Regions from separate parts of the Mus musculus genome. Here region 1 is linked to region 2. A link is a contact called in ENCODE Hi-C or POLR2A ChIA-PET data. All regions are on one chromosome and are shown on one strand. Each heading gives the region's core, a stretch centred on a gene start or an enhancer-like site at or near the end of the contact. The rest is flanking DNA. Distances are from core to core; before and after follow the strand shown. Region 1 holds the start of Dzip1 (DAZ interacting protein 1). Region 2 overlaps Dzip1 (DAZ interacting protein 1).

Region 1 (3,177 bases), core at 566-3,065, 34 kb before region 2:
GAACAGACACCAAGACCAAGGCAACTCTTATAAGGACAACACTTAATTGGGGCTGGTTTACAGGTTCAGGGGTACAGTCCATTATCATCAAGGTGGGAACATGGCAGCATCCAGGAAGGCATGGTGCAGGAGGAACTGAGAATTCTACATCTTCATCTGAAAGCTGCTAGCAGAATCCTGGCTTCCAGGCAGCTAGATGGGGGTCTTAAAGCCCATACCCACAGTGGCACACCTACTCCAACAAGGCCACACCTACCCCAACAGGGCCACATCTTCTAATAGTGCCACTCCCTGGGCTGAACATACATAAACCATAACAACAGCTGTGACCAAAAGCAACCTGGGAAGGAAAGGGCTCACTTGCTTTACATTGGCTTGGTTATCAGAACACAATCTATCAAGAAGGGAAGCCCGGGTAGTTACTTAAGAAGGAACCTGGAGGCAGAATCTGAAGCAGAGACCTCTGAGAAGTGCTGCTTACTGGCTTACTCCTCAAGTTCAATCAGATGGGAGAGGGGGAGGGGGAAGGGAGGGGAAGGGGGAGGGGAGGGGGAGAGGAGGAGGGGGAGAATGAATTCAGGATCACCTGCCCAAAAGTGGAACCACCCACAGTGAGCTGAGCCCTCCCATATCAAACAGTAACACAGGAAATGCCCCACAGACATGCCTGCAGGCCAATCTGATGGAGGCAATTCTTTAATTAGGTTCTGTATTCCTAGGTGACCATAGTTAATGTCAAGTTGATGAAAACTAACCAGCACATTATTTTGTGCTAATATCTCCCGCATTTGTGATTTCTTCTAATTCTTCGAATTGAATTTAAATAGATCTCAGTTAACTGAAAGACCAGCTATAAGATAGTTTTCAGGTTGCAAGGGTCCATGATTTGCCAAAGAATGATACCCTGGACTCAAATAGTATGTAAACGCAGAATGTTTTATTCTGCAGAAGTCCACCATGCTGGGCTCTCCCACTTCCAAGATGGAGAGTCAACCAAGTGAGCTCGCAGGCCGGATTTAAAGCACATTAAGGGATGCTGAGGTAGGTGACCTCCATCTGTTAGGTCCATCTCTATGGGCATTCCATTACCAGGGTGTGGGAGCTGGGGAGGTCTGGAAATTGTTGCTGACCCATTGTCCTTGCCTCAGACCAGCTGTCAGGGCAGCTTCTGAGGCCTGGACTTGCCTGGACCAATTGCCCAGTTCTTAAAAACAGAGATTTAGGCCTAGTCTCCTTAACTGCTAATCTGAAGCCTGCCATGGAACCCATCAGCCTAGCCTTCTCAAGGCAGAATACGGACTTCCATCAAGTGTGTTAAAAACCTAGTTCCTGCCGACTTCTGCTCTGTCATCTTGTTAGTTTCAGAATCCAACACTCATCGTGAGTGAATATCATCCCCTTAGATAGGGTGTTTTTATGAGAGGCACTATTGAGCATACGGGGATCCTTCCTCTCCAGCAGGATCATAGTTCCAACTTCAGGTTAAAGAGGCGCTCACACCTTTTCTTAGCTCTAGAGCACATCCGCATTAGACCCTTGAAGCTCTCTTTTATCTGCAGGCATCTCCAGCTAAAATGCAACTTTTCTGGGAAGAAAAATCACAGCTGCCCTTCAGAGGAATCAGCGAGCTGAAAGAGAGAATTACTACCCTGTAGAAGTGAATCTGGGTTCTTTTTGAAAAAGTCTTCCCGGGGCTAGCACCCAGAGCCAGCAACAGAGCTCAGCGTAGCATCACGTGTCTGCAGCAGCTGCGGGATTGGAGGAGCGTTTTTTTAGTGCTGCGGTCTAGGCGCGGGCGGTCCCGCCCAGCTGCCAGAGGAGCCGGGTAAGCGGAGAGAAGAGGCCACCAGAAGACCGTAGAGGGGAGGGGGCGGGAGGGGGGTGGGGCAGCCTTAACCACCCACGGCCTGGAGCCTGGGAGGACAAGGAGCGACGCTGGGCTACCCGCCTCGTCACAACTTGCCCGGACCAGACACGCTTTATCTTGCGCCCTGGAAGAAGGAGCCGCCTGCCTCTTGCTGCTCAGTTGCTCCTCGGCCTCGGCGAGCCCCGCCTCTGCGCCAGCAGCAATCCCGGGATCTGGATCCCCCGTGACTCCCCGTGCCTTGCAGCGCCCGGCTTTCGCCCAGGAGCGCGCAGCTGGGGTGAGCCGAGGTCTAGGATGCTCCGGGCGTCCGCCGGACTTCAGCCACACAGAGCATCTCGCATCTCTGTTGGCGAAGTCGGGCCTTCTTCCCTATTCTGTCTGCTGAGATCCGCAAGACTGCAGATCTGCAGCTCCCCTCAACCCGGCTTCCCAAGCCTTTGTCTTTTCGGGTTCATCAGGCCAGCAGTACAGTGCAGTGTGCCCAGAACATAGGCTGCACAGGATTGGGAACCCAGTCTGGGGTGGGAGTAGGGGAACAGGAAAGTATGCCCCCTGCCTTCCTGTTCCGGCCATCTTGTGGAGGATTCGACCTAGGGGGTAAGGATGGCTAACCGCAGATGCCCTAAGCTCATGGACTGCCAAGACCTTGGGCCTGCACCGGTTCTTACTGGGTCTGCTGCGGAAGCGCGGGAGCCTCTCCCAGGTTCAGCTAGAGAGCCTTTGGAACAGAGCAAAGGTTCACCCGTTTAGCAAGGCAAAGGCAAAGAAAATAGGAGGGTATGGGCCTGGAGCCATTATCTTTTTTACTGAACACCTAAGTCAGTCGACCGTTTTTTTGATTTTTGTTTTTTGTTTAATTAACCAAGCACATTCTAAACGCCCTTTCCTTTCTGCACTAGGTGCTTGAAACACAGCGGTGAGCGACACACCTCCCCTGTTCCCGCTGATCCTGCCAGCCCAGTGGATGGAGCCCAGAATCCACAAACCTGCCAGGTCCGTAACCCACACGGGGAAACTGAGGGCTAAGGTCAGCAGATGTGTTCTAAGCTAGGCATCAAATACATGAAAGAACCAGTCTTTAAAACGGTCTATATTCTTAGGGCTTCTGTGCTAGGTTGCAGTAAAATGTGATTTTCTTATTGCCTCAGAATCTTGTGAATGTGTGCCTTATATGAAGTGTATGTTTTATTTCCTGGACACTTTCATGTGGATTTATTTATATTACTATGGAAAGTGCTCAAAATAGTTGGTTCCAACTTTACTTCCAGATAGTTACTGTGAATTGTATTTTCCTTTCTTCTGTTCACGTA
Region 2 (3,021 bases), core at 418-2,917:
CTTCTGGAAAGCTCTGATGGTCTCTGGTCTGGTCTCAGAGGCTTCTTTGTAGCTTGTCTTGTCTGAGAGGGACTCTCAGCTTTTATTGCTTCCTGTGGTAGGAAGGTGTTATGCCCCAGCTCTGCACGAAACCCGTGAGAGCTCAAGAACTGTGGAGGCCCCTGCAATCGTGCATGCGAGCCTTTTATTTTCCAGTCAGACTTGGATCGAAAACCTTCCCACAGTGAGGGACAGGAGTGTGACCTCGAGCGTGGATGGCCTGGTGGATGGCCTGGCACTTATATACAGCATAGTTAGAGATTCTTTGACTGCTTAGGGTGACGGGGGGGAGGCGGGTGAAAGAGTGTCAGGAGGAAAAGTGCTCTGTGGTCTCTGAGCTGCAGGTGGGTGAGCTGTGTATCCTGTAAGCCAGCTTGATGGTTGCCTGTTGCCGGTGCCTCAATCCCGAATGCCGCCACGGCCCCTGCCCCAGCACCTTCCCCATGTGTCTTTCATCCCTTCCCAGGATGGGGCTTGGTTTGATAGAGCTCCTGGCAGATTTCCTTGTGCAGATGGATAAAAGTCATGTCCCTGGTAAAAGTCAACCGGGCATCGTATTTCCCAGTCTCCAACTCATGTCCTGGGTGAGATGGGATAGCTCTCTCCACTTCACCCTACTGTAAGGCCAGGCTCATCTCCAGCCTGTAGCCTCGCCCTGGGGGCTCTCTAAGACAGAGCTGGAGTTTGGGGCCTTGGATATCTGTAAGATTGTGTCTCCGTGTGACTGCTTACCCGCTCTTGCTTCACACTCGAGTTTTACTCGCTCTTTTCATCTTTGCCAGCTTCTCCTAGCCAAAAGTTAAGAGTTCCAGCAGGTGGCCAGGCATAGGTGTGTGCTATGAAGTTCTAATCCGTCCCTCTTGGACGGACGGTCTGGCTTCTACTTGGCTTTATCTCTGCTGTTGTATTTTAAACAGATGGCTCATGGGAAAGAACTTTTTAAGTTGTATCTCATGTGTCAGCGAGAGATTAAGGCATGAGAGGCTTGAGTCCTCGAAATATGTAATTTAAAAATAATTGAAGTTAATAGAGAATACCTAGAAATCGGAGAGTTCCTGAAAAAGTGGCCAGTTGTTGCCGCCTCAGCCAGGCATGGTGGACCATGCTCACAACCCAACCGTGTAGGAGGTGGAAGCAGGATCAAGGTTAAAGGTCACTGCTCACTATAAAGAGAGTTCAAGGCCAGCCTCAGCTATATAAGACCCTATCTTTAAAAATAAATAAATAAATAAATAAACTAAAATAATAAAATCAGAAGTTATTGCCTTAGTATTTCCCAATAGATCTTTGCTATTTAGGCAAAATATATCGGGGGATATGTGCATATAGTAGCTTGTATATACCTATGTATGTCTGTATAAATTATTTGGAAGCAAACAAATGTATTCGTGTAACTCCTTTTCTTCTTCATTGACAGAGCAAGTGTTCTCTTCACACATACTGGAACCAATAGAAGAACTTTCTTCAGAGGAGGAAAAAGGTAACGAAGCTTTGGGGTTTCCTTGTTCACTCGGGTCTGGACCTTGGTAGTGCATGTCTGCGCTGTATAGCGCACGGTACTGAAAGCAAGAGCCGCCTAGATGTGGATTGTGTGTTTCGACCTGTGTGATGTGCAGCATTTTGTTATTTTGGTCCCCTAATCTTCTGCTTGATTGAATTTTCTGCGGGTAAGTTAATGAGAGATTTCTTATGTCAGGAAACGGAAAAGCAGAAATCCTTTATTTTGATACAGATGGGGCTCGTGTATCGTATCCCTGACAACGTGACACCGTGTGTCCCAGAGTGGCCTCTCACAGTGTTAGCCTGAAACGAATGAGAACGTTTCCATTTCCAGATTACCGTTCTGTAGCAGTGCTGGGGCTGGAACCCAGGGCTTGCACATGCTAGACCAGGGCTCTGCCTGGGAGCCATAGCCCCCGTCCCCTAATCACTCTTAACGTCAAAAATGAACCCAGGATGTAAGCACCGGGTACGAAATAGAGCAAATAATATCCACAGTATGCGATGCGGGAGCTGTCAGAGGCCTTAGAGGAATGATTTTGCTTGCATATTTCTTTTGGCATTCCTTAAAATTACTTATATATTTTTAAAGCTTATGAAAAATTGTGTAATTATCTTTTCTTATTACAAAAATCTGTTTTTGAGGCAGGACTTTGTGTATTCCAGCTGTGCTTGAAGTCTGCTTCATCACGCCCCTCCCTCCCTCCCTCCCTCCCTCCCTCCCAAGGGTGGTGACCACCGGTGTCTGCCCCAAACACTCTGGGTTCTTTTGGGAGTGTGTTTTGTTTTGTTTTGTTTTTTTCTTGTTTTCTTTTTTCTTTTTCTAGACAGGGTCTCCTTGTATAGCTCTGGCTCAGGAAGAGAGGTGAAAAAATAAGTATTCCAATATGTAGACCTTGAAAAATGTCCTATTTTTTAATTGTGTGTGTGTGTGTGTGTGTGTGTGTGTGAAGAGTTTTCTAAAGCACTGGCAGTTAATCAGCCTCACAAATGTTGAAAGTGTAAGATTTAAGGCAACCTCTGACTTGTAATAACATTACCATATATACTTTATATTTCCAGCTGAGCGATCAAGAATAGCAAAATATTAAAACTGTGTCTTCCTGTAGGGTTTCTTTTTTTGCTATTTAATATGCAAACTAATTTGGCTAATTTTGTTTTTAGTGAAACTTAATTAATAGGTGAACATTTTGGCTCACACTTGTAATCTTACCATTCTGTCACTGGCTTTGAGGCCAGCCTGGGCTACAGTGAGACCTTGCCTTAAAAAAAAAAAAAGAAGAAGATGAAAGAAAAAAACATTAACTTAACAGAATATGACTTAGTGCTGTGATCAGATGGGTATCTGGAGAACATGTTAAGCAAGAGACATTTTGTGTAAGATCTTTCACAGATCCACGTCCCATCTGCTAAGGCAGATGAGTACTGGAAGATGGGGGCGTTTCTTGCAGCCAGCCTGAAAGAAGAAACACGTCTTGCAAG

What was found. Hi-C counts contacts between places; a loop is a spot of excess contacts on that map. ChIA-PET counts read pairs that join two places held with the same protein, here RNA polymerase II (POLR2A).
Region 1: a loop to region 2 is called in a map of left cerebral cortex, with 6 times the contacts of the local background. The contact joins the promoter of Dzip1 here to the enhancer-like site in region 2. A Hi-C loop is called at or near these places in 1 of 37 maps with a recorded cell type or tissue (left cerebral cortex). POLR2A ChIA-PET finds 5 or more read pairs at or near these places in 2 of 5 experiments (Patski and embryonic stem cell).

The regions. Positions count from the first base shown.
Region 1 is chr14:118,924,108-118,927,284 of GRCm38, reverse strand. It overlaps Dzip1 (DAZ interacting protein 1), which reads left to right and starts at 1,815. Exons shown (of 22, transcript NM_025943.3): 1 at 1,815-2,144; 2 at 2,767-2,860.
Region 2 is chr14:118,890,268-118,893,288 of GRCm38, reverse strand. It overlaps Dzip1 (DAZ interacting protein 1), which reads left to right. Exons shown (of 22, transcript NM_025943.3): 14 at 1,457-1,519. Among named protein-coding and RNA genes, the nearest start is that of Dzip1, 34 kb to the left of the region's middle. Within about 2 kb of position 1,667, at least 1 of the 3 ENCODE cell types and tissues checked has a DNase peak (open chromatin) inside an H3K27ac peak, as active enhancers do; it is left cerebral cortex, where a contact is called at or near this core.